Regions from separate parts of the Homo sapiens genome. Here regions 1 and 3 are each linked to region 2. The links are chromatin loops, found by intact Hi-C in ENCODE. Cell type or tissue: MCF 10A. All regions are shown on one strand. Links, peaks and the distances in the headings refer to the core of each region. The heading gives the core; the rest is flanking DNA.

Region 1 (10,078 bases), core at 1,137-9,136, 84 kb before region 2:
TACCAATCTCCCTACATACAACTAACTACATGCGCATGGTTACAGAGACTTGGAGCCAGCACTGGTCACCCTGGGAATGGCCATAGTGGCCTCCATAGCTGAGACTGGGCTAGTAGCCAGAGCAGCCTGATTTTAGGATGATGTCTGAGGCCAGGCCATGGGGTAGGTCTTAGCCTCAGCCTGGGAGTGACGTGTAAACCTCCTCTGCTCTACAGTGTGGTCAGAGAGCCCAGTGTGGACAGGAAAGGATGCCTATCGTAGTGGGAAGAACCCTGGTTTGGACTTAGGAAGCTCTGAGGCATAGTTGAGCCTGTGGGGTTCTGCCCTGAGTACCCCCTGCTTTTTGTAGGGTGGGAACCTGGGGAACAGGCAGACCAGCAGTTGGGTGGGCCCCCCTCCATTTCCCCCACCCCAACAGACAAACAGGAGGGTCTTGCTGCCCAGGTGGCCCCCATCAATGCAGCAGCAACAGGAAAACCCCTATCCACATCAGGCCCAACAAAAGCCCCTGAGAAACGTGAGCGCTCTCACACGTGTGTCTGTCGGGCAAGCATGCAGGCAGGGCTGACCTCTAATGGGGACCAGATGGGCTGTGGCCAGTGGGGGTGGGGCTCAGCCTCCGGGCAGAGGCTTTGGTGGGAGGGAGGAGTTGGAGGGACTGGGACTGGGAGGAAGGAGGCCCTCACTCACCCCTACCCAGCAGGGTGCAGGGGTCCACTGCAGGGCCATCAGAGCCACTGCCCCTCCCACGGTCACCCATGCAGCTGCCTCTCTAGGCCTGAACTCTGTGGCTAGGACACACATGGCTACCTCAGTTTTAGTTTGAGTCCCAGGGTTATCCCCTAACTGGGCAAGTCTCTTCACCTCTCTGAACCTGTTTCTTTATCTATGAGCTGGGGAATGTGATGCTTTCCACATCAGGTTCCTTGTGGAGATGAAATAAGACAATTGCATAGTGCCTGGCATAAAGCACATACTTGTTGGATGAATGGCTGTCAGGGGAATTCCTGGGCCCCCAGTCCTGTATTTTCCCCCTCTGTGGGTGGTACACCTCGTACCATATGCTCCTCTGCTCTGAGAACCAGCCTGCTGCCCACTTGGTTGTTGAAGCCTCAGTGGATTTTTCAGCAGGATGGGGGTAACTACCTGCTTTGGGACACTCAACTTGGATGGAGGCAGGCGCTGAGTCCAGATGAGCAGGTGCCATCTCCTAGAGGCTCAGTTCTAGCTCTCTGCTGGTCTGGGGAGGACAGGCTGAGTGTGCAAGGACTGCCTGCTCCACCTGACTTGCTTCTCCCCATCACCTGGTTCTGAGCATAATTGCCACTCCTTCCAGAAAACCCTACTAACCCAGAAGGATAGTAATAAGTTACTATCCTTCCTCCACCCTGGGCTAGGCCAAGTGCCTCCTGTGTTCCCACAAGAGGCCTGAGAGAAGGAGGTTCTCCTATCGCCCCACAGGGAAGGTGGGCCTGAAGTTCCAGCTGGCCCTGTCCCATCCCACTCGGGGATGTGTGCCAGGGCACCTTGTGCTGGTCCTAGGGCCAACTGTGGTTTCCTCCTCCTCGATGGCTCCAGCTAGCTCCACCCCCTCCCCAACACCCCCACTCAGGCAGAGGGTGGGAGCAGCATGGGGACAATGGGCCCTGTGTCTGTGTTAGCAAGGACTCAGCCCTGCAGGGGTGGGGTGGGGGTGTTTTTGTCACCACCCATGGAGCCCATGACCTTTTAAGTACAAAAGTGGGGCAGCAGCTGAGGGGCTGCCCTGGTGCTTGTGGAAACTCCCTCCTTCTCCAGTCTGAGCCACTGGCAGCCTGGTCTTCAAGGGAGTCAATGAGAACAAGTGTGGGGGCAGGGGGAGCTGCTCTACAGTCGCCAGCCTCCCAGGCCCACCGGCCCTGAGCCTCTCCTGGAAGACTGAACCCCCTCCCCACCACGTCATCCTGGCACTGCTACCTCTGAGGGAGGCTGGGCCTCATGCATGAGCTTGAGGCCCACACCCTGCTGCTCCCCTCTGCCTGGCCTGTGGCAAACCTGGCTCATTTGTCTATGGCAACATGTACCCCTACCCCTAAGGTCTGGGGTCCATGGGGCCATCAGAGCAAGTTTCTGAGACACAGATGTGGCCATGAATCCCTGTAAGAACAGCTGAGGTCCAGGATAGAGAAGCCCAAGAGCCTTTCTGTGGCCCTGCTCCACCACCTCATCTCTCACCTCTGTCCTCTCACTCCTTCCATCTTGTCCTCCCTTCCCCTGGACCTTTCTTTTCTCTGAACTTGTGGTGCAAGACCTCACCTCTGGGCCACACTTCCTCTCCCTATACCCCTTTGCCTGCCTTACCATTCCTAGCCCTTCAGGTCTTGGCTTCAATACCCCTTCCTCCAGGAAGCACTCCTTGACTCCTTGTCTGAGTCATGTGACTACTCTGGGCTCCTTTGGCCCCTGGCTTCCCCTAGCCCAGAACTTCTAAGTGCCTTTCCCCTGCCAGAATGGGCACTGCCTGGAAGGTGGTAAGCATCTGGCTCCAGGGATGCCAGCCAGGCAGGGTAGGGAATAGAGCAAGATGGGATTGGGGTAGATAGTGAGGGAGAAGCTGGGGCACATCCTTCCCTCTGGTTCAGTGAAGCCTCTCCCTGCCTTGGCCCCTTTTCTTTCATGTTGAGAGGGTGGACAAAGGCAGGCCCAGGAGGCAATGGTCCCACATGCTGGGTCCCATGGTTCTGGCTCCATCACAGACCATCCCAGTCTCCTTGCCCAAACTCTGTGGCCCAGAGATGGCTCTGGATACCTCAGTCATCCCCACTTGGCTACTCCTTATGCCATGGCAAAACAAGGCCCTAGAATAGCCTGACCCCCTCACTCTTCTTGAGGACAGGACCAGAGATATGACTTCTATCACACACAGAAAGGTGACTGGGCAGACAGGCCTGCAGCCTAAGTTCTGCTAGAAGCACCACAGGATGGCCAGGAGAGAACTTCAGGCTTGGATAGGGCACTCAGAGGAGTGTCCCATAGCCTGAGGTCACTCCACAGCCTGAGACTGCCACCAATCTCCCCCGCTGCAAGCACAGTGACTTCTTTCTGGTCTGGCATCACTGAGCACCAGAGTGAACTCCAGCTGGCTGTGTGATAGCCGCAAACCAAGGCCTAGCCCAGATCCTGGACATCATAGGCACCTTGGTCCAGAATCCAGGATTGCCCGGAGTAGAGACAGAGCCCACACCAGGTGCTCATCATCTGAGGAACATGGGATGGGGTATGGATGTGGTCCAGAGAAAACTTCTGCTTCAGTCTCTGTCTTGGGTATCTGAGAGCCCCAGTGAGGACATTCAGTGCAGGTGAACCTGCATGCTGGCCCCTCTGCCCTGGGCTCACTCTGAGCCAGGCCAGGCCAGGCAGTGTCTGTACATACCTGGATCTCAGGATCGATGTGGATCCTGTGTGCCTGAGCCTTGCTGTCATCAGGGGCACTGGGCCAGCTCCTACCCTCAGGCCTGTGGCAGAAATTGTGATGGTCAGATATGTCTCCTACCACGCCCACCATGCCTGGGAGCCAGGATCAAGAGGGGCTGGGCTCTGGGCTGTGCCCTGCAGGTAGAAGAACACCACTCCAGTGCTTTCCCCTGTACCACAATGGTGACTGTTGTGGCAATGAGCCACAACTCTAGCTGCCATCCTCCTGGGGTAGGGCTATATGCTTCTGTCCCCATCGGCTGCCCAATCCCTCTCTAGTCTGGTTCCTGGAGAGGCTGCAGGAGAAGCCCTGTGTCTTCCCTAATCTTCCACCCTCTTCGTGGCCTACAGAAGCTCAGCTCAAAGAGGCCCAGCTTATAGCACTGCAAGCCAGGCCTCACACATTGACCAGCTAGAAGCCTATCCACGCATCCTCTGGGCATCTACAGCCTCTGGTGGGGTGTGGGGTCAGGCGTCCGTCGGCTCTGGGGTAGGTGGAATGGAGGCTCTGAGGGGTGTGTCTTTCCTCCTGCTGCTGCTGCCGGCAGAGTCATCACTGAGTCTGCCCAGCCCAGATGGGAAACAGGCCATTAGGAAATTCCTGCTTCGCCATAGAAACCAAAAGCCAAACACCACTCAGGAGGGAGAAAAACATCATAAACCTGCCATAAGCAGGGCAGGCAGGCCGAGAGGCTACGTGCCTAAGGCCCAGCCCTGTCACTCAGTAGCCCTGTGAGAAGGCAGGCCAGGAAGGGGCATGGACCCTGGACTGGCAGGTGGGTATGAGGTGAGGCTGGTTAGACCAAAGGGGAATAATGCCCTCCAACTCACCCCACGAAGCCTCCTGAGGCTTCTCAAGGTCTCATTACTGACCTAGCAGCTTGCCCCTGCCTCTTCTGCCCCCTTCAGTTGAGGGTTTTAATAATCTATCTATGCCTATGGTCCATACTCACTCTGCACTTCCTCGCCTCTGCCCATTCCTTAGTCCCTTGGAGGCTACCTCTCTACTCCAGGCCTTTGGTATTAGAGCTCTGCTGCCCCAGGGCAACACCAGCCCCATAGTCCCTGTCTCTAGCCCCCTCAACCAGGCTCCCAAGTGGGTACCCTAACTCACAGCTCTAACTGTGGCCTCTATCTACTCAGAACTCCTCTGGGATAAAGCTGGGACATCTTGTGTGGCTATTTGGCCTTCAACTTCCCTGAAGTTCTGCCCAGAAGAGCAGTACAAGCCTGACGTCTAAGGTCGAAGGGCACAAAGTACCCAGAGCCATTAATGTGGCCCAATGCATCAGATCAGAATGAAGGGCTTAATCATGTGTCAACCCCCATCCCAGGCTGGGCTCTTTAAACAAAATGACAGGCAAAGGGTAGGCTGTGCAAAGGTACCTTGGGCCACATGTGATGGACAACAGGGACTCTATCAGTGGCCTCAGTGTTGGAGTTGATGTCAGAAAGGTCCTGGACCTATAGAACATGCCCAGGAAGTGTGATTTTGCTTGGATTGTTGGATGCCTGGCTTTGGGCTCAAAGCAAAAGAAGCCCAGTGGGGAAGCTGGGCCTTTGATACACTTTTCATTCTGTGGGGGAGTTGGTGGGGGGATTAGAGCTCTCTGTACACAAGAGGGCAGATAGGGAAGCTGGTCTGGGGTAGAACCCTGGGAGTGAGAGCACAGGGTAGCTCACTCCAGCCAGCTCAACAGGCTGATTTACTGCAGAGCCCTTGCTGTGTGGGTGTGTGTGGTGGGGGCGGGGAGGAGTGTCGTTGGGGGCCAGGCATAGGTCCTGGCATAGCAGGCAAGATAGGGAGCAGAGTCAGAAAGCTTGCAGGTGGGCAAGTGTCCAGGAGAAGAAATGTTGGCTCAGAAAGTCAAGGTGGCCCTCATGTCTTGATCCCCCAGAGTCTGCATGTGTGAGGGGGCTGCAGGGCAGGACTCAGGTTTTCACTCTGACTGAGCAGGCCTGGTACATCATCACTCAATGTCCAGAGCGCAAGATGGTCCATATTTTTGGTTGAGGAAGTTATGGGCTCAAGAGATTAAATCACTTTCTGGAGCACAGCATAGTTATCTCTCCCTCTCTCTCTTTTATGGGTAAAATTATGAGCATAATTCTCAACCCAGCTCTGTAATAGTAGAGAATGTGCTCTCATCTGCTCCATGGCCAGTGACATTTTGGGGCTGAAATGCTCAGAGTGGAACAGGTCAGTGGACCTCTGGCTCCATCCATGCCTGGTTTGGAACAAAGGACTGGGGAAGGAAGGAAGGAAGGAAGGAAAGAAGGAGGGGGACCTCCACCCCACCACCCTCCGCTGACATCATACACTCTGAGAAGCTCCTGACTCAGGCCCCCTCTGAGGCACTCCTCCCCACTACTCCACTACCACTAGGGCTGCCCTTGTTCAGCCACACAGAGTCAAGGCTGGAGGTGAGTCAGGGGCCAGGATCCCAGCCAAGTGGGGAAGCTTCAGAGGTCACTCATGGGCAGAGCAATGCTGACATTTCCCCCATCCAGCCTGTATCTCAGTCTGGAGGAGGGTGATGAATGTGATCCGTTAATGGGAAAGGAAACCCCGGGCTCATAGAGGTCATCTGGGCACCTAAGGCTCCAGAGGCTGGATGAGGACCAGCTTTGCTGAACTCCAAAGATGGAGCATCCTCACCGTGTGCCAGGGCCAAGCACAAACAGGGCTGACCTCACAGGCCTCTCCACCATGTTTAAAGGCTCCAAGCCAGTGGCTTACCTCCCACCCTGCCAGCTCAGAGGCATGGTTAGCTGTGTTGTGGTTTGGGGAGGCTTTGCCCACGTACTTCCACAGGGGGTCATGGAAATCCCCTCAGCAGTGAACACGGCAGAGCTGATAAGTTATGCCCGACTTCTGTGGATCAAGGTGGGCAGGGGAGTGGGGAGATCCCACTCAGCCAGGCTTAGGCCAACTGCTTCTCAGAGCTGAGTAAAGACCCAGGACCTGAGCAAGGCTGGGTCCCCCCACCCCCACCCCCAGTGGACCTTCTATCCCAGGATCATTTATGGAGCACAGATGGGCTTGGTAACCCCCTGTCCTCCCCTTCTTGATTGGCTGCAAAGCATTACACAGTCCTTAGTGGGAACTTTTCCCAAATCCAGATTTAACCAGGGCAGAGGTGTGGGCCACGGTGGCGACAGCTGTGGCAGGGCAGCTGAGGGGCTGGTAGGAGTAGTCAGCAGCCAAGTTAAGGGTCTGTAGTCTTAGGAGAGAGCCCCAAAATCAAATTTTGCTACCCCACTCCCTCTCTGTGTGACTTTAAGCACCATCTAACCTTTCTGAGCCTCACTTGTCTCATCTGTGAAGTGGGGACTATAGTAGCCCTTTTTTAAGTTGGTAAATGAGGGTTAAATGAGGTGTTGCACAAGAAACTACTTTGAAATGGTCATCAAGCTGGTCACTCAGGGGAGGGGAAAGGAATGAAACAAATGCCCCAGAGGCTATTCAAGGTCTTATTTCAGTTGCCTGCAACACTTGCCATAAGTGCCCCAACACACTTCTAGTCTAAGTTAAAAGGGGATTTCTTCCCTTCTTAAGCTATAACTCTAAACAGTATCTGCCAGGCCCCCATGAAAGTGCTACTCCTTGGGACTGTTCCTGGATGGGGCACCCAGGAGCTGAGGCAGAGAGGCTGTGTGAAGCTGGGCTCACCCAAAATGCCAGCTGCCCATAACTGCCCACCTCGTCCTTCCATCCTCCCAGCCCAGCCCACCTGTGCATACCTGCTCACAGACAGTGTGAGGTGATCGTGGCAGCCCTTGATGCGGTTCTGTGCCTCCAGGTGTGTCATGAGCTCTGTGCTCTCACCATTGATGGCCTGGATCAGGTCTCCTGGGCACAGGGCAGCCAATGCAGCCTTGCTGCCAGCATGGACCTGCGAGCAGACAAGCCAGATGGCTGGGCACAGTCATGATATGGTCTTGCTGCAAGCTGTGCCCTAGGCCTCCTCCAACCTCAGAACCTAGCCAGTGTGGCCTGCTACCAGCATGGCCTGTGGATGGGCAAGCCGAGTGGCTGGTTGAGGTCCCCATGTAGCCTGGCTGCAGCCTTGCTGGAAACACCTCCAACTCCAGCACCTGGAGGCCTGGCAGGGCATGAGGATATACGAGAAGGGCTTCCTCAGGGCTGGGACAAATGGATGTTGTTCTTGCAGCCTGCGTATGTGCCCAAGGACATGCAGGGGACACAGAGACACATGGAGACATAGGTGCTCACAGATACATACACAGCATGGACATATCACAGATACCCTACACAGACAAGGCCCCAACCAGACAGACTACACACCTTGACCTAATATTCAAACCCTTAGTGACCTTGCCTTCCTACTTGCTTGATTTCAACTCTCATCCCCACCTCCACACCCACACTCTGTCCAGACCATGTGAATGTCTATGGGGTGCTCACAGGCACCATATATCACTCACCTCTACACTTCTGCAAAAGCTGCTCCCTCCACCTGGAACATTCCTTTGACTCCCACATCCTCATCCTTCAGATCTCAGCATAGAGGCCACTTCCTCTGGGAGCCTCTCTGGGATCTCACTACCCAGTGTGCTCCCATGACCACCTTTTCCCCCTACACTGTTCATGTTAATACTTCATTATAATTAAAATGGGAAGGTCTGAACATCACCTCCCTGAGCAAGTCCAGGGCCATCCAGTTCCAGCTGACAGCCTGCGTTTGGGGGTCAGAATTCTACCTCTACTTCCCCTGCAGGACAGGAACTCAGGCTACCTCAGTGCCACTATTGACCCCTCGGGGTCAAGCAGTGTTCACACCTGGAAGCTCTTACAATGCTGGTCAACTGAAGAAGGCTAGAATGGGGGGTGGAGTTAGACTCACAGAGATATCTAAGTAAGCAACTCAGGGGAATCCAGGCCATGGAGCACCCCTCACCCTGCCTTGACCCCAACATAGCCTTTAGAAATATATTTCTTACCCAGCCTCTCCAGCCAGTGCCCAGCTGGTTCAAAAGCTGCCAGTGACCCCATTCTTTTGGGTGGGAGCTCCTACTGGTGGGAACTCCTGGAAGCCCAGCTAGGCTCAGTTCAGCCAGGTCTCAGTAGTGAGTGGACAAAGCTGAGGTGCTGGCAGCTCCTTGGCTGGAGGCCTGGTGTTGGCACTGCCCAAGCTGACCTGCCCTGAAGTAGGCTGCCTCAAGGAAACGTTCTTCTGAAGCATGACACCCTCAGCCAACTAGCCCATCATTAATGTTCACTTGTAGGGCCTGGGCACCTGTGCAAGCCTGTCATCCTGGGGGAGACACCCACTTGGCACCATCCCACCCTCCCCTCAAGGCCATCCTCTGCCTCCTCCCCTTCATGGATACCTGCCTTGTGCCAGGGCCTGGGCTCTATGCTTTACCCATAACTAGCTCACAGCAACCCCTCAACCACCTGGTGAGGCAGAGGCTGTTCTCATCCCTATTTTACAGATGAAGAGAAAGAAGCTTGGGGGAGGGATGCCATGCCCCAGTCCCCACACTGGAGAGGAGTCTTTCTTCAGGGGGCGGCTAACTGCGGCAGGATGACTCAGCCAGCACAAGGGGTACATTCAGGCTTCTGTGGGCGGAGGAAGTTTCTTGAAAGCAGTGGTGGCTGGGATGCTGCCAGCTCTATTGAGCTAGGGGAGTTCTGGTCAGAGAGGGCGTGAGGCCAAGAAATTGTGACTCTCCCAGTCACCTTTACATGCATTATCTCATTAATCCTGAAGGCAAGCCCATTTCCTAGATCAGGAAACGGAGGTCCAGAGAAGTACAGAAGGATAGTTAATTGATAAAAGACTGAATCAAGATTTCAATCCAGGCCACCTGATTCCAAATTTAAAACTATGCTCTTAACACCTGCATTTTTCTTCCAAAGGGGGTAAGGGAAAAGAGAGTATCTGAGGGAGAGATAGTGTTCCAGGCAGAAGGACCAGCATGTATAATGGCATATCTGGAGAGAAAGAAGAAGGAAGGTTGTATGGCCGGAGCATCATGAGTGAGGGGAGAGTGGGAGAGATGAAGTCAGAGAAGAGGCAGGGATCAGATATTGCAGAGTCTTGTACACCCGGGTGGGAAGCTGGCATTTCTCCTGGGTGGCTGGGAACCATGGAGGGCTCTAAGCGGGAAGTCACAGGACAGAGTGGAATTCAGGCCGATCCGTCTAGCTCCTAAGCACAGGATAAACAGAAAGAAGGAACAGAGACAGGAACAGTGAAGTCAGGTGGGCGGTGAGGGCATGAATCAGCCCCTTACCGGTAGTGGCTGCATTCCCAGCCCCTGCTCCACCCAGCCTAGATGTGGTGGGCTGGGAGTCCAAGTCAGAACCAGGTGCCACATTGTCCTACACAGTCACAGCAAACTGCAGACTGCCTGGATTCCTCCTGTCTCCACTCTGCTTCTCTAGGTTGATTACATTAGCCTCTCTGTGCCTGGGTCTCCATCTATGTAAGGCCAGAGGGAGTCCTTACTTCTAAAGGCTGTTGTAAGGACTATTTGAGAAAAACAGGGCATGTAAAGCCCCCACAGGAGGCTGGGCATAAATAAGGTGGTGCTCACTACAGGGACTGGAGGGAGCTGTTACCAACACCCATTAGGGTAGGGCCTGGCACACCCT
Region 2 (10,078 bases), core at 1,314-9,313:
GGTTATGCCAAATAAGTTCATAATCTGTGCAAAAATGCTGCTTCTATGAATTAAAATATAACCTTTTTAGTGTGTACAAATGATACATAATCTTTTATGAATTCATTGAGCAGTGGAATGTTATGCTTGTTCTAAAAACTACATTAAAAACAAATCCTGAGAGGCATCAAAGTCAAATATGATCAAGGTACTTTACACAAAGATGTTTGTCAAATATTAAAAGAACATAAAATGACAAAATACAATATCCTGAAATAGGAACCATCTTTGTGTGAACAGATTACAAATTTTCATGTAACTTGTCTATGTGGCATGGCATTTTGAACTAAATATAGTAGAAAAAGGTTTATGAAAAAAAAGACTATATACAAAGCTGCATGCTTAAGAAAAGGCCTATTCGTTTGCTTATAACAAATGAGAGAAAGTAACTTAAAGTTATGTTTCGTTAATGTAAAACTTTAAAAGAGATATAAATATACTTAAAGAAAAATCAGAAATATACAAATTACTGAATGAGTATATCAATTATTGTGGGAAAAGTGTTCGTCGAATAGAAATTAAAGAGATTACAGATGTCCTAGAGATGGAGATATGAAAAATCAAATGAAGTATTTTTGTATTTTTACTTGGAGAAATTTTCTACGAATACATCTGATTAACAAAAAGCAGCCATGGCCTTGACTTACCTCTTAAATAGTCCAATGATTTATATCCTGTGGCAATTTCATCTGAAATAGTGGTAAATAGCATGCAATATCAATAGTTTGCATGAACAAATGTGACCCTGAAAGAGCCAGTCCTTCAAGATGGATCTTAAGTGGCTGAGTGGGCCTAAATTTAAAGCAGAGCCAAGAAGCCATTTGGTGACTAGAGGCCACACACCTATTTTGAGTTCCCTGAAAACCCACACCTCTTTAACTTTGGAACTTTCAGAGCTCACCTGAACCAGCCAATCAGAGCCCACCTCCCTTGCTGCTCAGTTGTATCAACCAATCAGAACTGTGTTTCCATCTCATTTGTATCAGTGCACCTGATTGGGAACCAGGGCAGGAACTTTTGCTATAAAGCTAGAACCCTTCCTTTGTTCTTTGGACCGCACCTTCCTTTTACATTGAAGGCTGTGTTGGACTCCCTAGTTTGCAAACTATTCACTGGAATAAAGTCTCTTTCTTCCAGGGAACTTTTGTTCACATTTGTAATATAAAATCATGATGTTTGTATCCTCTAAAACGGATTTGCAAATTTTTCTTCGGGCAGCCTTACCCAAATTTCAAAATGGTCCTGATAATTTTTTTAAAACAATACCAGTCACAGTGTGATATAGTTTGGATCTGTGTCCCCACCAAATCTCATGTCAAATTGTAATCTTCAGTGTTGGTCATGGGCCTGGTAGTCGGTGATTAGATCATATAATGGAGGCGGTCCTTCATGAATGGTTTAGCACCATTCCCTTGGTGCTGTTCTCTTGATAGTGAGTTATTGTGAGATCCGGTTGTTTAAAAGTGTGTATACACTTTGGGAGGCTGAGGCGGGCGGATTGCTTTGAGCTCAGGAGTTCAAGACCAGCCTAGGCAATATGGTGAAACCTCATCCCTACAAAAACTACAAAAATTAACTGGGCATAGTGGCTCACTCCTGTAGTCCCAGCTACTCAGGAGGCTGAGGTTGGAGAATTGCCTGAGCCCGGGAAGTGGAGGCTGCAGTGAGCCAAGACTGTGTCACTGCACACCAGCCTGGGTGACAGAGACCTGTCTCAAAAAGAAAATGTAGCACCTCCTCTCTCTCTCTCTCTCTGTCTCTCTCACTGTCTCGTTCTCTTGCTCTTGCTCCTTCTCCAGCCATGTAAGATGTGCTTGCTTCCCCTTTGCCTTTAGCCATGATTCATAGTTTCCTGAGGCCTCTCCAGAAATGGAAGCCACTACACTTCCTGTACAGCCTGTAGAACCATGAGCCAATAAACCTCTTTTCTTTATAAATTACCCATTTTCAGGTATTTCTTTATGGCAATGCAAGAACAGACCAATGCACCATGGTATCCTGCAAAATCCTGAAGTTAATTAAGAATTATTTAAGAGGCGCGGTGGCTCACGCCTGTAATCCCAGCACTTTGGGAGGGTGAGGTGGGCGGATCAGGAGGTCAGGAGATTGAGACCATCCTGGCTAACGCGGTGAAACCCCGTCTCTACTGAAAATACAAAAAATTAGCCGGGCGTAGTGGCGGGCGCCTGTAGTCCCAGCTGCTTGGGAGGCTGAGGCAGGAGAATGGCGTGAACCCGGGAGGTGGAGCTTGCAGTGAGCCGAGATTGCGCCACTGCACTCCAGCCTGGGCGACAGAGCGAGACTCCGTCTAAAAAAAAGAACATTATTTAAGATCGTCACTTAAGAAGAGTAGATTTTGACAATTTTATTGATCAGTTTACTTCCATTAAAGTCATTGGTATAAAATATTTAAACTTAATATGAGTTTTAATATACCAACTTTCAATATTGTCAACCAATTTAATGTGTAAAAATTAACAAAAACACGAAAACGTACGTAAGAAGCATACGTTTTTCATTTTGCCTCAGGCTTCAATATAGTTTGGCACAGCACTGCTCTTAAGTTTCCAAACTTGGCATTTTGACTCCAATATTAGATTTGCCAGATTCAGCAAATGAAAATACAAGTAACACCCAGTTTAACTTTAGATAAATAACACATAATTTTTGCATAGGATATATGCATACTAAAAAGTTTGTTGCTTATCTGAAATTTAACTGGGCATTTTGTATAATATCTGGTAATTCTAAAAATAATTATCTTACATGGTTGAAAAAGCTGCCTGCTTCTTAGTACAATGTAACTGTTGCACCAACACCGTCTTGCCTGTTTGATTGCTGGTTATGTGGATGACTGAAGCGCACACACGGGAAGTCATATGGCTTCTGTGTCACACTGTCCAGCCTGTAGGTATGTCCAGTCCTTACCAGGTCTAGAAGAACACAGCAGCCTCACTCCATCCGAGGGCAGAGGAGCGAGCATATTCCCCACTGCCATGACCCTCTCCCCAGCTCCCTCTGCTTCAGTCACACTGACGGCCCCAGTACATTCGTGCTTGTTGGTCCTTCTGCCTGGAAGGTACCAATACCTAGTAGTTTCTACCCTCATTCCTTTCAAGACTGATCAAAGATTACCTTATCCAAAAGAGTTCTTCTTGTTTCACTGCTGTGCTGCTCGGGCTAGTCTGGAATTCCTGGCCTCAAGCAATCTTCCCAAGAGGTTCCTCCCTTCCTCCCTCCCTCCCTCCCTCCCTTCCTTCCCTTTCTTTCGACAGTCTTGCTTTGTTGCCCAGGCTGGAGTGCAGGGGCGCAGTCTCGGCTCACTGCAGCCCACTCCAAGAGGCCTTCATGACTACTACGAAGGATTTGCGTTCTCATTCTCTTCCTCCTTAGCCTGTTTTCTTTCTTTTTTCTTTTTCTTTTTCTTTTTTTTTCTTTTTGAGATGGAGTCTTGCTTTGTAGCCCAGGCTGGAGTGCAATGGTGCGATCTCTGCTCACTGCAACCTTCGTCCCCTGGGTTCAAGCGATTCTCCTGCCTTAGCCTCCCGAGTAGCTTGGATTACAGGTATGCACCACCACGCCCGACTAATTTTTGTATTTTTAGTAGAGACAGCGTTCCACCATGTTGGCCAGGCTGCTTTCCGATCCCTGACCTCAAGTTATCCTCCCGCCTCTGCCTCCCAAAGTGCTGGGATTACAGGCGTGAGCTACCACGCCCAGCCCTGTTTTATTTTTCTTTAGAGCACTTATCACTGAGGTAAAAGGTGGGACTTGACTCCAGACGCAGGCGTCGGACACCGGACCAGATTGAGGACTGGCTAAAACAGGGCCAGGGCCAAAGTAGCTTTCAATCAGCCCACCAGGGTGCTACGTCGGTTTGCAGTTGCTATGACAACACCCTGGCGTTAGGGCCCCTTTCCATGGTAATGACCCAATGACCCCAAAGTTACTACTCCTTCTCTGGAAGTGTCTGCATAAACCTCCCCTTAATCTACATGTAATTAAAAGTAGTAATAAACATGACTGCAAAACTGCCCTGAGCTGCTACCCACTGTCAATGGGGTAGCCCTGCTCTGCCTCTTCAAGAAAGCTGTTTTCTTCTACCTCTGGCTTGCCGTTGAATTCTTTCCTGGGCAAAGCCAAGAACTCTCGTGGGCTAAGCTCCACTTTGGGGCTCACCTGCCCCACATCACTACCACCCGTTAAGAGATTTAATTTGGGTATCAGTTCGTGGTCTGTCTCCCCCATGGTATAGAAGGTCCTTGAAGGAAAGAACTTTGCTTTTCCACTTCTCTATCCCCAGTGCCCAGAATGGGCCTTTGGAAAGCATCGAGCAGCCTCTCTTGCTCAGTGGGCACTGAAATGGCACTCGGAGCTCAGTACCCAGATAAAGGACACCCCCCAGATAAAGGACACCACCCCTTCCCCCGCGCAGGCCTCGGGAAAGGGCGAGGCCGTGCGAGGCCACAGGAAGGGGCGTGGCCTCTGAGGACCTGGGGGCGGGGTCTGGCAGGGTCAGAGGTTTCTGGAAAGGCCTTTGACCTGTGGGCGTGTTCCTAGAGGTCAGGTGGTGAGAATGGCGGGGTCAGCGGACAGCAGTGGGGCTACAGGCTGTGTCTGTGGCTGCCCTGGCTTAGGGCTCTGGCTGGCCCCTCCTTTCCGACCTGGTCTGGCAGAGCAGCCCCGCAGGACCAGCTCGCAAGGCTCCTGGGGCCAGTGGGGCTCTGTCCTGTGAGGCGGTCCCTCCGCAAGGACAGAGTCAGAGAGAGGCTGGTGAGTCAAGGATGTGCTCTGAGCGGGGGTCTGGGTGCGTCAAATGATGTCTTGGACGTAATATCTAAGGCTGACGCTACTTTGAAGAGGTTTAACTTTTGTGAAGATTCTTTATTCTAAACTCGGGGGAAACTTTTTTTTTTTGATCTGCAGTCAAATGCTCTACCACTGAGCTATACCCCTTCTGCCAACTTTTTTTTTTTGTAAAGCATTTGGGGGTTGTGAGAAGATAAGTGGTAGGAAAGGCCATGGGTATTTGGCAAGCTCAAAGTTTTTTGTTTTTAAGGCACTTTTCAGTGTCTTTCTGAAAGTGCGTTTATAACATGGAGGATCAGCCCCCTCCCCACACCCCAGCTTGGTCCTCCCTTCTCTTACTCTTCTCTGAAAAGTCCATCTCTTTCTCTTGAAATTTGCAGCCAACGGAGCCTCACTAAAGTAATGACCCAAACTGCTTTTGTACCCAGTGGGCTCACAGCTGTCATCTTGCCTGCTTCTTTGATTTCAAGAAGCTTAAGGCAAGCTGCTTATGCTAGATTTACTGTCCTCACCTTCCATTCTTAAATTTTTGACGCAGTGAGTCTCCCCCAACTAATTCTCTGGAATTGTCTGGTAAAGTGTTCTGGGTCCTCCTAGTGGCCAAACCCAGTAGACACTTCGGACAGTTTTTTTTTTTTCCTCTAGCGAAGCACTTCGTGATTCAAGTTCTCCTTTATTTCCGGCCTCCCTGGCTCCTTTTCATCAGCCTAGGCTTCTCATATATATGTTCCCTAGTCTAGTTTGTTTCCTTTTCACGGTAGTACTGTATGCTATAGGAGGAAGGATCTTTACTTCCACTGCTTTAACATGTATATGTTTATGATTTATTGAATTGTCTTTTTGTACTCAAATCTTTCTCTTGAGCTCTGTTTTAGACCCTTATATCCAGCCTTCTAGAGGACATACCCACCTGGACCAACATCTAGAATAGGTGTCAGAAATTATTCAACAAATGATCACAAATAGGGCCTGATGTAGGAAAAATACAATTACAATGACTGTTAACCTTTTGGGGTGACAGACCCTCTTGAGACCCATATGAAATTTCAGGGTCTTTATCCCTTTAAAAAGTGCACACAAAATTTTGCCTGTTTCAAAGCTTCCTAGACCTTCTGTAGTTCAAGAATTTGAGGCTTTGGTTAGAGCTTCCTGATATGATAATGATAAAATGAAAAAGTGTGTTTTCACAGATAAGCATCAGATTTGGAAACTTACAATGGGAATGCATTGTATTCCAGCCGTCATCAAACGTTAACCCTGATTAATCACATCAGGCTGATTTATGGAAACATTGTCTTTAGCAGTAGCAACATAGAATGAAAAATCTGGAGCCCTAGAGTTGAAATATACCCCAGCAGACTCCCTGTGGCTAAAATGAGACATACCAAAACCAGAATCTAACGGCCACAGCAAGATGAGGGCTTGGTCATGTATCCCTGTGTTACTAACTACCATAAGGTTTTCTTTCCTGTAAGCAGAAACCAGGTCCTGAAAAACATCACAGAAACTACAGCTGGAAATTTCCTGTTGACCCTGATAGACTACTACTTGACACCAGCCGACCGATCTGCTGGCTGCCCACCATGGTCCTGCCACAATTCTGATGGGACAGAGAATTGGCCTTACTTTCTTTCCTGATAAATAGCCATAGACCTCAAGCCAGCCAGTTTTGGCCAGCTTATAGAGACTGTACACAAACTGTCTTTGTGCCCTGTAGTTCACCTTTTTGATGCAAAGAGCCAAATTCACCTTACTTTAATGCTAAAACCCCACCCCAAAGTGAACATGGAATGCATGTTACATATATGTTTACCCACTGCACACATGCTTGACTTCCCTCATGAATATTCACAGATTCCTTTAAGCCTGCTAAATATAACCCAGCTAATTTTTATATTTTTGGTACAGATAGGGTTTCATCATGTTGGTCAGGCTGGTCTTGAGCTCCTGACCTCAAGTGATCCACCCGCCTCGGCCTCCCAAAGTGCTGGGATTACAGGCGTGAGCCACCGCGCCCAGCCTCATGATGATTTCTAAACACAGATTCCCCTGATCCATGTGGGCGTGTGTGTATGGCGGCGGCAATTTTAGGAGTCAACTATAACAAGGTCCCAAGGAAGTGAGAGGGGAGCCAAGCTCCAGGGGACAGAAGAGGGAAGGGAAGGGCAATGGTGAGTTTCTTTTTTAGGGCCCATGGTGTATGCAGGAAACACTTCCTCCCCATTTTGTACTTTGGTGTGTAATGAAATAGCCAAGCAACACTTTTCTCTTTTTCTGAACTTGCTGAGGAAAAAGGAAAAAAGGGATCCAAATCTATCTGTCTTGGAGCAAAGATGACAGAATTGCAGGCAGTGACATGATCAAATGTGCTGAGGACAGGAGCAAACCACGCACACCCTGGAGTATCCCTGTAAGGCATAAATACCAGCTTCCTATTCCCTTTTGGAGTATGTCCTTTTGGTTTTCCTGGGAGGTTGCATTCCCCAATTTGTAGATTGTTTCTCCCTCTGAAAATAGTTTTTTTTCCCTTTTCTTCCTCTGTGCATCTCATGGTCTTTTGTTAACATTTCAAAGAGAGTTTCTGATTAACTGTGGGTTGCATGTTTCACAGTCCAAATAGCCTTAGCCTGGTCAGAGACCAGGGCCTGCTTCAGATAATTTACGAAGTTGTTGCTATTAAGAGTGTAACCTGGCTGGGTGCAGTAGCTCACGCCTGTAATCCTAGTACTTTGGGAGGCCGAGGTGGGTGGATCACTTGAGGCCAGGAGTTTGAGACCAACCTGACCAACATGGTGAAATCCCGTCTCTACTAAAAATACAAAAAAATTAGCCAGGCGTGGTGGCACACTTCTGTGATTCCAGTGACTTGAGAGGCTGAGGCAGGAGAATTGCTTGAACCTAGGAGTTGGAGGTTGCAGTGAGCCAAGGTTGCGCTACTGCACTCCAGCCTGGGCGACAGAGTGAGACTCTCTTGGGGGAAAAAAAAAGAGTGTAATCTGCTCCCCTCCAGCTGGACGGGAATACAGATAAGGTTTTGAGGCCTGGTGCCTTGTAGGAGCCCTGAGTGATCAGGCAGTCGTAGAAGTGCATGAGGTGCCAGGGGTTTCCTTCCAGCAGAACTTGCCTTCTTTATTTGTTGGGCCAGTGACTTCTCAGTTCCAGAGTTATTGCCTTGATGGTCCATGAGTGCTGTTTTGAGATTGACCCCCACTCTCTCTTGAATGAAATATATTTCATCTCTTTTCTTCTTGTATTGATATGTTAATATTTATTTTTTAATAAAGGTGAGATCTAAGGAGACATTATCCACTTTGTTTAAACCCTTCTCTTGGCTGCCATGATCCAACTATCTTCTGGTTTTTCTTCTATCTCTGCCTACAACTTCTCAATACCGTAGTCTCCTGTGGCCCTCCTTTCCCAATCCTCAGTTATGGCTCAGAGTTTCTTTATAGCCATTTTTTTTTTCTCTGAAGGCTCATGACTTCCAAATACTTGATATTCCAAATACTTGATATCAGTATATTGATATTGATAACTCTTGAGTCTTTAATTCTAGCTTTTATTACTTTCCAACTTCCAGCTCCAGCTCTACTTAGATGGCCCGCAAGTTCTTCCATTTTAATAGATCCCTAACCAGGTTCATTATACTTCCCTTAAATGGTTCCTATTTCTGTTTTACTTATCTTTGCAAATGGCAAAAATGACTGATCATTCTCCTAGCCTCAGCTAGGAGGCGATTCTCTCTTCTTTCTTCACTGTTCTTGATAACTATTCATGTGAACTTCCTTTTTCACTTTGCTTGGTATTTTTCCCCCACTGTTCCAGGAAATTGGTAACTCGTTTCTATTTTGCTCTTAATCTTTAGAGCAACCTTAGAGTTTAGGTATATAGTTCCCATTTTACTCATGAGAAAACAGGCTTACTTTTAAAATTATTAATTACACAAAGAAAATGTACATGCATGTTACCTCTAAGCAAATTTAGGCAAAACAGAAATAGAATAAAATATTACAGTGCCCCCTCCCTCCCATTACTCTCCTATGTCTTTAGCAGTGGTTCTCAGCTGGGGAGATTTTGTCCCCTAGGGCAGTGGTCCCCAGACATTTTGGCACCAGGGACAGTTTCATGGAAGACAATTTTTCCATGGACGGGGGTTGGTGGGGGATGCTTTCAGAATGAAACTGTTCCACCTTAGATCATCAGGCATTACACTCTCATAAGGAGCATGCAACCTACATCCCTCGCATGTGCATGCATAGTTCACAGTGGAGTTTGCGCTGCTATGAGAAGTTAATGTTGCAGCTGATCTGACAGGAGGCAGAGTTCAGGCAGTAATGCTCACTCGCCTGCTGCTCACCTGCTGTGCAGCCCGGTTGCTAACAGGCCACTGACCGGTACTGATTTGCAGCCTGGGCATTGGGGACCTCTTCCCTAGGAGATATTTGACAAGGTCTGGAGACAATTTTGATTGCCTTGACTTAGGGGATACTACTGGAATAAAACTACCTATTGGGCACTAAAATATATATATATAAATATATATAATATATAAAAATATATATAAATATATATGTAATATATAAAAATATATAAAAATATATATAATATATAAATATATATAAATATATATAATATATAAAAATATATATAAATATATATAATATATAAAAATATATATAAATATATAAAATATATAAAAATATATAAAAATATATATAAATATATAATATATAAAAATATATATAAAAATATATATAATATATATAAATATATATAATATATAAAAATATATAAATATATAATATATAAATATATACAATATATAAATATACAATATATAAATATATAAATATATAATATATAATATATATTATATATAATATATATATTATATATTATATATATTATATATTATATATAATATATAATATATATTATATATAATATATAATTTATATTTTTAAATATATATTTTAAATATGTTTAATATATATTATATATTTTAAATATATATAATATATATTAATATATATTTTAAATATATAATATATATTATTTAATATATAATATATATTTATTATATTAAATTATATTAAATATATATTAATTATATTAATATATATTTAATATATTAATATATATTTAATATATATTAATATATATTTTAAATATATTTAATATAATTAATATTAAATATATTAAATATAAAAATATATTTTAAATATATATT
Region 3 (10,078 bases), core at 1,153-9,152, 130 kb before region 2:
AGTTGAAATGTGCTACATGTCAGGGGAGTGATGGAAAGTACAATGCTTTTGATCCAAAAAGGCCCAGTGGAAGACAGAACTCCTCTTCAGGGCTTAACAGATGTTCCCCTGCTCAGGGCTTCCCCTCTGTCTGCACCAATCACTCCAGTCAAAAGTAACATTTCCTATCTCTGTGTATACCCAGCAATATGTGCCCCACTCCCTTGACCCATGTCCCCATGTCCACAGTGACAGCTGCATTGGCTGCAGAGGCACAACCAGGCAGTGAGCTCCTTGTGAATAGACAGGAGTAAGTTCTTGCTCTTCCCTGGGTCTCCCCAGTTCTTCCCTCTTACGGTGCAATGCAAATAAGGTATGCCAGCAAATTTCTGCATCATGTTTACGTATTTATATGCCAGCTCATCCCTTGGAGATTTTGAGGCAACTTCAAATTTAAATACAATAAAATAATGGTAACATTAAAGTAAGATATAAAGAAAAGTAAAAAGTTGTGCCTTGGTGAAAAGATCAAAAATACGCAGCTGACTATTTTGAAAACAGTTTGGCAGTTCCTCAAAAGGTTAAATATAGAATCACCATAGGACCCAGCAGAGGTCCTACCTTATACCCAAGAGAATTAAAAACATATATCCACAAAAATACTTATTCTCCAATGTTCATAGCATTATTCATAACAGCCCCAAAGTAGAAACACCCAGGTGTTCAATGACTGATGAATGGATGACCGAAATGTGTTGTCTTCATCCAGTGGAATACTAATTCATGTTACAACATGGATCAACCTTGAAAACAAGTGGAGTCAGTCACAAAGGCCACATAATATATGATTCTGTTTATATCAAATGTGCGGAATAGGGAAATCCATTAAAGGCAGAAAGTAAATTAGTGGTTGCCAGGGGCGAGGGGAAGAGGGAAATGACTGCTAATTCGTATAGGGTTTCTTTTCAGGGTGATGAGGAGTTAGATAGTGTTGATGGCTGTACAACTTTGTGAATATGCTAAACACCACTGAATTATACACTTTAAAAGTGTGAATATCATGGTATGCAAATCTGTCATGGACTGAATGTTTGTGTCCCTCTATTATTCATACATTGATCCCCTGACCTGATAGGGTATAGGATTAGTGTTCTTACAAGAAGAGACACCAGAGAGTGAGCTCTCTATGGCTCACTCTCTCTTTCTTGCTTTCCCTCTTTCTGAGCACTTGCGCAGAGGAAAGACCATGTGAGGACTTAGGGAGAAGGCAGCCATCTGCAACCCAATGGGAGAACCCTCACCAGACACCAACCCTGCTGGCACTTTGATCTTGGACTTCTACCCTCCACAACTGTGGAAAATAAATTTTGGTTGTTTAAACCACCCAGCCTATAGGATTTTGTTACGGCATCCTAAACAGGCGAAGACAAAATTATATTTCAACTGTTCAATTTAAAAACAGTAAAAAATATATATATATGTGGCTGGTAAAAGCTGCATCATTGATGTAGTTAAATTTCAAATTTGCCTGAGCTTCCTGGTAGCCAGAGTTGTAAAGGAAGATGCCATCACTTACACACCTATCAAAAGGAGGAACCTCTAGACATCAGAGGAAGCAAAGCTTTAAATGGTTCAGCATGCCCAAAGAAATGTCACATGGAGGTTGATGTTAGAAGTACTGAAAAATACTGAATTAATGAATCAGTCAAGAGTTTTTTCTGTGTTATTAAATACAGAAACACTTTTTGTGTTTAAGCAGCTAGTTATGGGGGATAAGAGAGGATACTGATGGCATTCTACCCAGAAGGCTATTGACAGGTGGAGGGCATTATTTCTGGGCAACAGTAGGAGATTGTGAGGGGAGCTGGAACGTGGGTAGGGTTAGTGTCCTTGGTCCCGAGTGGTCATTTCCTCCTAAACCAGCATCATTCCGGCAACACCATCACTTCCAGGCATGTCTGCTTTATGCTGTGTAGGGTAGCACTGTTCTTTCTTTCTCTTTTCTAGTCTGCTACGACTGTGGCAGCCTTGATCATTTTTTAAAAGCAGCACAAAACAAGGACTCATTTCTGCACTACTTTGACAGTGGGAGTAATTTGGCTTCCCAAGTTAATGTGAAATTATCATGCAGAGCTTTGCCAACCCTTCCTTAGGGCCAGAGGGTGGAAGCGAAGGCACCTACCAAACTCCTCAGCCCAGACCACACCCTTTGGTTTATTTTAGTCAAATACAACCTGGAATTCAGCTATTTTATCCCAGAAACACCAGAGAGCACTGCTGCACTGTAGGGAAGCTAGCAGCCACCTTGCCTTTGTACTGTGTCCCCCAACCCCAGGTGCTGACTGGGGCGTCCAGCCATTCCAGAGCAGGCTGGTTTTCAGGGACACTTAAACTTTCAGACCTGAGAACCCAACACAACGAGTCTCATACCAGGATACAAAAGCCAGTAATTTCCTGCAGAGCACAATGGAGTAAAACTACCATGAAGAGGCTCCCAGAGCACCCTATAACAGGCCTGGCCCCAGGCTGATAGCAAGCCCTGAGAGGCCTGGATCCCAGCTGATAGCGAGGCTGCTGCACCCAGGGTCTTACCTACTGACTGGCTGGCTTGACTGATCTTCCATGGCCTTACTTTCCCCTTGGCCCTCTTACCCTTCTTCACCCTGCATGTGGGACCACATGCTGCATGGGAACTGGGAGGAGAGTAGATGATAGTGTCAGAGCCGGCGGGGGAGGGCAGCCCTTTCCTGTAGGAAGCCTGGGGTATGCTCTCCCTGCCTCACCCGCTCACACAGGGGAGGCTTGGAGGCTCCAGAATCACCCTGTGCCACTAAAAAGGCAGATCTCAGTGCTGCCCATTCTATAGAACCGGGGATGCCACCACCTGGCACAAGTCCCACCTTGTTCCCATTCCCACGGAGAGAGCTTCTCTGGCTTCACCGTGACTCTCTACCCTTCTGTTCCAGATGGTCCTTCAGGTCCTCCTGGGATATGGGCCTGCTGGTCAGAGTCCTCCGTTTTGGGGAGGCCTGTTTGGCTTTTGGTATGTGTCTGGCCCAAGCAGAGCCACATGTTGGGTTTTTCAGGCTTAGGGAGGATCGTCACATGGAAGATGGATTCTGGGGACTTTGAACATGAAGACAATAGGCTTTGCCTTGTGTTCTTGGAGCCACTGGGGACTAGGAGGTTGCAATTTCTATCTTAAGTTCCTCCAACCTCCAGTTTCCAACAACACTGGCCTGAAGCTCCCTGTGCCCTCTACACAAATGATCTTCAAGAAAATCTTGCCCCGCTCCTTCCCCCTGCAGGAAGGGGAGCAGCCTCCTCCCGCTGGGGCCTGCTGAAGAGTGTGCTACCTGCTGGGACCATGTGGCTCCAGCATGTTCTTCCCACCTTGTCTCCTCCCTTCTCCCCTCTGCAGACACTGAGGCTGAGCCCATGGCACGGGGCTCTTCGCAAATAATTAAAGGAGTAGAGTTGGAATATTTCCATCCTGGCAACTTGACAGAAGGTGTACACACCATCAATTAAGACAGTGCAGCATCTCCAAAGCCAACGAGTCCTTCAGACTCTTAAAAAGCAATCAGAGTCACCTAACCAGATTCGGACTTTTGAGGCAAGAAGAATCGTTAGACTTCTATTAAAGGAGTATTATTAATAATGACACTGTGACAATAGGGACAAATTGGGATGGTACTGAGCCACCTAGAATATATTATCACCCTAGAGATGATGGGAACTGGTGTCTACTGTCCCAGGGATACCCCTCACCTCTGCTTCTCTCATTTGCCCATTCGCTGGGCTCAAGAGAACACACTCTCTCACTCCTGTGGATGACCCTCATCAACTCGCCTGGAGCTCACCTAACTCCCTCCCAGGAAAAGCTGCTGAGGGCCCCAGGGACCTCTTCATGACCTTGTAACTGATGAGTCTTCCTCATGCAGCCTGACAGGAGATGGGGCTATCAGTGTGGGGAGGCTTGTCCTGTGCTTAGCTGATAGGCTCTGGGGTGGGCTCTAACTCAGGGTGAGGCCAGATAGGCCCAGTGATGGCGGGCTGGCACTGAACTCCCCCTGTCTGACATGAGCCTCCCCACCTGTGTACTGGCCACAGTGACTACCCTAAGTCTCTTCACAAGCAACCAGGAAGAAGTCTCAAGCCTACACAACTCAGATCAAAGACATCCTCAGGCTGCCCTTCCCCTAAACTGTCCTCCTCTGTGCCTCTCTTAAGCCCTGTGCTCCAGAGAATGTGTCTCAGCTGTTGTGCAGCTGGTTCTTAATGGCTCCTGCTCTTCTTCTCCACCACATTTCAGGGCTCAGCACAGAGGTGGCTCCCTGCGAGTGCCTGCCCTGCCCCTGACTTGCTCCAAGAGCTGTGGCTACGGCTCCCTCCCAAGACACATATATCCAAAGGCTTTGGAAGCACAGCCCAATGGCCCAATGATTTCCTCTTTCTGGGCCTTTCAGAGGGTTAGAGGGAAGCACCCCATGTCCCAGAAGCCATTCCTACCTAGTATGAAGGCTACCACATAGTTGGAGATCTGGCCCATGCCCACGATGACAAATAACACAGTGAACATCTCCCAGCTGATGGAGAAAATCTGCAGGAAGCTGAAGCCAGTCTGTACAGCCATGGTTGCGAAGAGAACGTTCTTCCTGCCAAACCTAGAGAATGCAGTATAACACAAAACATGAGATGTGTAGGTTGCCAAGGTGTGTTGCAAGCCCTGAGTCAGGCATCAATGCAGACTTAGTGTTTTTTCAGGGCTCTGGCAGACTTTTTTCTCTGTCACATCCTCCCATCTTCCTCCTTGGTGAGGTCTCAGGCATCCATCTGCTCAGGAGATATCTTTTGAGATTCTCAGCTTCCTGTGGAGACACCATGTCTCAAAAGCATGGAGCAGTGTACGCAAGGACCTTGTGGAAATATGCTCTTTAGAAGGAGCCACAGATAGATGCTACCAGCACATTTCTGGAAAGTGGGTACAGCACAGATTGCAGATATTTCTTGAATCAGCAACATGAAAATTCTGTAAATCCAGAACTAAGAGTCACTCTGCAAGTGGTTTTTAACCTTGGCTGCACTTGGAATCACCCGGAGAGCTTGGAAAAAATACTGATGCCAGCACCCCACCTCCCAAGATTTTGGGATACAGTTTGGGTATTAGGATTTGGGAAAGTTTCCCAGATGAGTAGCGTGCAACAAAAATTGCAAACCACTGCTCTGTGGGAAGGTGTAGCTTTCAGCAATGTCTGTTGGTGACACTGAAGTTGTTTTAAGTATTATCTTCACATTCTGGTAGTGACCAGTGGATAGAATGGAGCACAGGTGTGAGCAGAACAGCCTTTCCCGCCCCATTTTCCAAACTCATGTCTCTGGCTGTTGGCTTGGGCTGGGAGGCTTTCCCCAGCATTGCCATTTAGTACCCCCACCTTCCTGCACTGGTCACCCAGCACATACAGGGGCCTGTGGAATACTGTCTCCTGGTGCTGTGATGCTGCCTCCTCAGGCCTGTAAGCTCTATGAGGGTCAGAGCCAGCATCAGCTCTGTGGCCCCAGTGCCTGGCCCAGGGTCCAAGCCACAGCAGCAGTGTGTGCACAGTTGGGGCTCACTGTCTGGCTGCTGGCTGTTTGCAGACAGATCCTGTGCCATCCACCCCTACCCCTGAGGTGGTGGTGGAGCAGGGAGGGCAGTGGTGATGGCAGCGTCATGTTTTGTCAAGGAGTCTGTGGTATGAGGACCCCACTTTCCAGTGGGGTCAGTGGCCCCTCCCCACCACTGGCCAAAGCCCTGGGAGCATGAGGCTGGGAGAATGGAACAAAAGTGTGTCCAGGTGAAGGGGACTGAGGGCGGGGTGAATAGGAGACATCGGGGCTCCTCCTATCACTGAATCAGTGGCCTGAGGGTCCTCCCTTTCTCTGGGTAGAAATACCCTGAATTCAGTCCAGCCCCAAGATAGGCAGTGATTGACAAGGGGCACCATCCCACCTTCCTCCCCTCCCATGTGCTTACCTGTCTGACAGCTGCCCGGACACGAAGGAGCCGAGGAGCACGCCTACGAAGAACAGGGAGGTGGTGAGGGGCACCTTCCAGTTGTCCTCACACACCAGATTCCACTGCCAAGGAAGACAGCATGAAGCGTGAGCCCAACCCTGAGGCAGACCTCAACCCCAGCCCAGCTCTGAGGGAATATTAGCACGGCTGGCGGGCAGACTCTCCTCCCCTGGGCCAGGATATTGCCTTTGTACAAAGGGCATAGGCCTTGCAGCCCTGGGTTTGACTGGCCTGTGCCGGGACTGGGGAGAGTAACCTGGGGCAGGTCACTGCCCTCCCTGAAACTCAGGATCCTCTTTGGAAAGGGAGGGTGATGCTCCTACTCCGCTCGCATTACATAGCAAGAAGCCAGCCAAGGCCATGGCTGTGACTGGTGACCCCTCAGCTGTGAGGCAGTCCAAAGTAAAGGTGGCACTGCATCTTCAGAAGCCAGCCTAGTGCGGAGGGGAGGTGTTTGAAAAGCCCAAAGGGCAGGGCAGAGGGCATGGCCACTTGGTCCAGGCGTAAAATTTCTTTTCCCTTGTTGAAAAGTGCAAGTGGTTCCAGGAGCTCTGTGACTTTATTTTCTGAGCAGGCCCCTCTGAGAAATCATGTGGTCCCTGGTCCACTCACGCCTAGGCCAAGCTTGTGGCCTGATTCGGGGCCCCATCGTTCTGGGGCCTACTTACTCCTCTCCAGGGCTCCCTAGCTCCCCTCCTACATCCCTACACCCTCCTTCCCATCCAGTCTTTCCAGAAGTGTGGTCCCTCCCATTCCCTAGGGTCTGTGGGATGCTGCTGCCCTAACAAGTCCCTGCCAGTGCATCTACAAAATGAGTTTCAGCCAGAGTTTCAGTTTGACTTAAGTCAATTAAGCAACATCTCAAGGGAGGTGACAAAAATTTCAAAGTGTGTTTAGTGACCTTTCATTTATTAAAAACAAATAAATAAACAAACAGATGCCAATGAGCACTTTGGGCTTGGGTTTTGGGGGCTGCTGTCTGTGGCGAGATGATCCAGTCTGGAGGAAAGACCCCTGCCTCCCACCCAGCCCTAGCTCCATCTTGGATGGGGCTGCTTTTACTGCATTCGCCAAACAATTCCTTCTGAATCCTCACAACTCCCTTGAAAGTGTGGTGGATTTAAGCACAAACTCACATATTTATATCACACCTTATTCTGCAGCAGACAGAGGTGTTTATAAAGACACACACAAGAGAAAAATGTAAAACAAAAAGCTAAGGGAATTGGGGAAAATGGAAAATAAAGAGGAGGGAAGTTGCAAAAACCAAGCCTGGGGTAAGACTGACCCTAGACTATCCTGTCCACGGGCCTGCCTGCTTGCCAGACGGGGCTCCAAAACTGGCTCTGCGTATCCCAGCAGCTCAGCTCTCAGAAGGGTTACAGTATCCGAAGTAGTCTGCTTATTCGCAGAAGCACAGTTGTTCTGAATACTGAGATCCGAAAGAAGTGTCTCCTATGTACTTCTTCCACAAAGGAGCCACTCTGTGATGCTGAGGATAATGTCCTCGAGAATAGTCCTGTCCTAGAGACAATAGCAAGATTCATGAGGCCGCCTGTCACAGTGCTCAAATGCTGGCCACAGGCAACGCCCAACACAGCTCTGCAGAAGAAAAACAACTCGGGCCAGGAAGTTAGCGCTCTGCTGCTCAGGCACAATCCAAGGATAAATCTCAGACTGTACCCAGAGCAGGATTGCCTCGCCTGGGGCTCTTGCATGGGCTTCAGGAGAAAGGGAAATGAATCCTCTAAAACTGTATGGCCAGATTAATGTGTTCTGCCAGTCCATAGACCGGAAGTGGTAAACAGGACGTGTGCCTGCATTCATGGCCATCTCCCTCCAAAAATAATTGTCCAAAGCTTCAGATAAAAGCTTGGGTTCTGCTTCTGACTTAGAGAGATGAGCAATTGAGGCCCAAAGCCTCATGATGTGGTGTGACCCATTTTGCAGAAGATTAAACTGAGACTGTGAGAATGGGATTTGTCTGAAGTCATAGCAAGTAAATGAGCATGATAGATACCTACTTGGGCCTCAGAACCCAATCTTGTACCAGTGTCCTGCTTTGGACCTATACTCCCTAAGGCAGGACAAAATGAGCTTATTAAATATGATGCCCTACACTTCTTCAAGGAATGTGATACCAGGAGACAATTACCCAGGACTAGGAGTAGAAGGCCTCCATCACAGCCTTTAGCCTCAGACTGAGCCAAGAAGAACTCAAGATTGGTAGAGGCATTAACATGCCAACCATCATCATTCCATCTGCAGTTGAGCAGAAAAGCTCTTTCAAATATAATGTGCTCTCCTTTGTAGTCTGTCAAATATTTTTCTGTCTGGACTTTGCCTTAGGGCAGGATAGATAGGATTTAGAGATAGAAAGGAATGGAAGGCTGTTAGATGTGGAGCCAGGCATTGCATGAGCAAAGGGTAGGACTGGGAACTGGCTACTTAATTTGCAAGGTCCAGGGCAAACTGAAAATGCAGAACTCCTTGGTCAAAAATTATTAAGAATTTCAATACAGCAATGGCAAAGCATTGAAACCAAGTGTGGCGCTCTGTGTGACTGCACAGTTGCATGCCCATGAAGCTGGCCCTGGCAGGGGATCAAACCTGGCCTCCAGGAAATGAAGCAGATGCAGGAGTTCTGAATGGGGACACTGGGAAGGGGGGTGAGGTGAGGGCCATCTCCCATCATTCTCCTTCCTGTAGGCTCTGCATCGATGGCTTTCGGTCCCATTCCCTCCCTGAAGAGGGGCCCAAGAAGCCCTGTCAGCATCATGCAGCACAGGAAGAGCCATGCACACGCAGTGGCCGTTTGCCCCAAGCCCATGAGGGGTGCCATCTGCCTTTGGAGACCCTGCTTACAACCAGCAGGGGAAGGCAGCTAGACTGCATGGCTGCCCATGGTTGATTCTAGGGCTGGGCTCTCCTTTGGGGAGTTATGGTGCCGCAAGTGTCTTTTTGGAAAGCTGTGAGGGGCCTGGTATTAGGACACAGGATTGGCAGATGAAGTTCTACCTGGAGCGAAGGGCTAGAGTCCAGTAAATCAGCTGCCAGTCCTAAGAGGGGTCCTTTAGAAAAGGCTTTTCTTAGGAAACCGGCCCTGCCTGCCCCTGGGCCCTTCAGGTTTGAGGGATATGTCTTGGGTCTCCGCTAGCCAGGGCCACAAAACCTCCCTGTGGTTAACAGTGACATGGCGGGCCCAGTGGGAGACAGTGTTTTCCTTGATGGGACAGACCTGTCCCTGTGGGTCCCTGCACATGTTTGTACATACATGCACACACACATACATACACATGACCAGCTCAGAGGCTAATGGCAGATGTCCTGGTAAGGAGCTGGCTGGCATTGCTTTGGGGGTGTGCTTTCAAGTCAAATCCTAACATTTCTGAAACATAGCTTACCTCCCCTCTCCCTGCCCCTCTGATGGGGCCTCCCGGGGTTACTATGTCTGTCCCATCAGCAGGGTCCCAGACCAAGGTTCTCACAACAGAGCAGAGTGAGCTCCATTTAGCTGGGCCGCATGGCCTTCAGCTCTAATTTAAGAAACAAAAATCCAGGTGACAAGGTAATAGGGGATAGGAGGTCACTCTTGGCATAGAAGGATGTGCCGCTTCCCATGGCTCCCTATAGTAAAGGGAGTAATGGGAAAGACAGTAACAGTGTGTGGAGTGCTCACTGAGTGCCGTGTATTATCTCAGGGGATCTCAGGGTTGGCATGTGAGATGGGTACTCTTATCCTTGTTTTACAAATGAGGAAATGAAGGCACAGAGCAATAAAGCAACCAGCCCAAGTTCTCCTAGTGAATTGGTAAAAAAAAAAAAAAAAAAAAAAAAAAAAAAAAAAAAATTGCTTAATCATTGATTCAACTGACATTCAGCACCTACCTGCTCCAGGCCAGGCTCTGTGTAGGGCACAAGAAAGACATGGTCCCTGCCCTCACAAAGCTCAAGGTCAAGCATACTTTACAGGACAGATGTGCACATGTGCATGCATGAGGCCAGCAGCCCTGGGTGGGGTGGGCGCTGTTCTGGGCCACT

What was found. Peaks named below come from ENCODE experiments on the same cell type or tissue, not always from the same donor. Only the 100,000 strongest peaks of a DNase experiment are listed, where the experiment ranks them.
Region 1: a loop joins it to region 2, with 6 times the contacts of the local background. A loop is called at or near these places in 10 of 110 quality-filtered maps.
Region 3: it touches region 2 in a loop (4-fold over the local background); 3 of 110 quality-filtered maps call a loop at or near these places.

Annotation. Positions count from the first base shown.
Region 1 is chr5:132,259,880-132,269,957 of GRCh38, reverse strand. It overlaps PDLIM4 (PDZ and LIM domain 4), which reads right to left. Exons shown (of 7, transcript NM_003687.4): 2 at 7,198-7,349; 3 at 3,413-3,494. Among named protein-coding and RNA genes, the nearest start is that of PDLIM4, 7.2 kb to the right of the region's middle. RefSeq lists enhancers at 852-961, 1,143-1,686, 3,540-4,040, 3,547-4,821, 8,809-8,928 and 1 more. In MCF 10A, for the core only: no CTCF peak of the experiment used is centred there; DNase peaks (open chromatin) are centred at 4,057, 5,877 and 9,077.
Region 2 is chr5:132,175,696-132,185,773 of GRCh38, reverse strand. P4HA2-AS1 (P4HA2 antisense RNA 1) reads right to left here and starts at 898. Exons shown (of 3, transcript NR_047470.1): 1 at 687-898. RefSeq lists enhancers at 735-1,236, 3,579-4,106, 8,480-8,539, 9,200-9,279. In MCF 10A, for the core only: CTCF peaks have their summits at 5,443 (motif pointing left) and 8,573; a DNase peak (open chromatin) is centred at 5,453.
Region 3 is chr5:132,308,182-132,318,259 of GRCh38, reverse strand. It overlaps SLC22A4 (solute carrier family 22 member 4), which reads right to left. Exons shown (of 10, transcript NM_003059.3): 2 at 5,996-6,099; 3 at 4,492-4,646. It overlaps MIR3936HG (MIR3936 host gene), which reads left to right. Exons shown (of 8, transcript NR_110997.1): 8 at 6,007-6,984. Among named protein-coding and RNA genes, the nearest start is that of SLC22A4, 19 kb to the right of the region's middle. In MCF 10A, for the core only: no CTCF peak of the experiment used is centred there; a DNase peak (open chromatin) is centred at 4,679.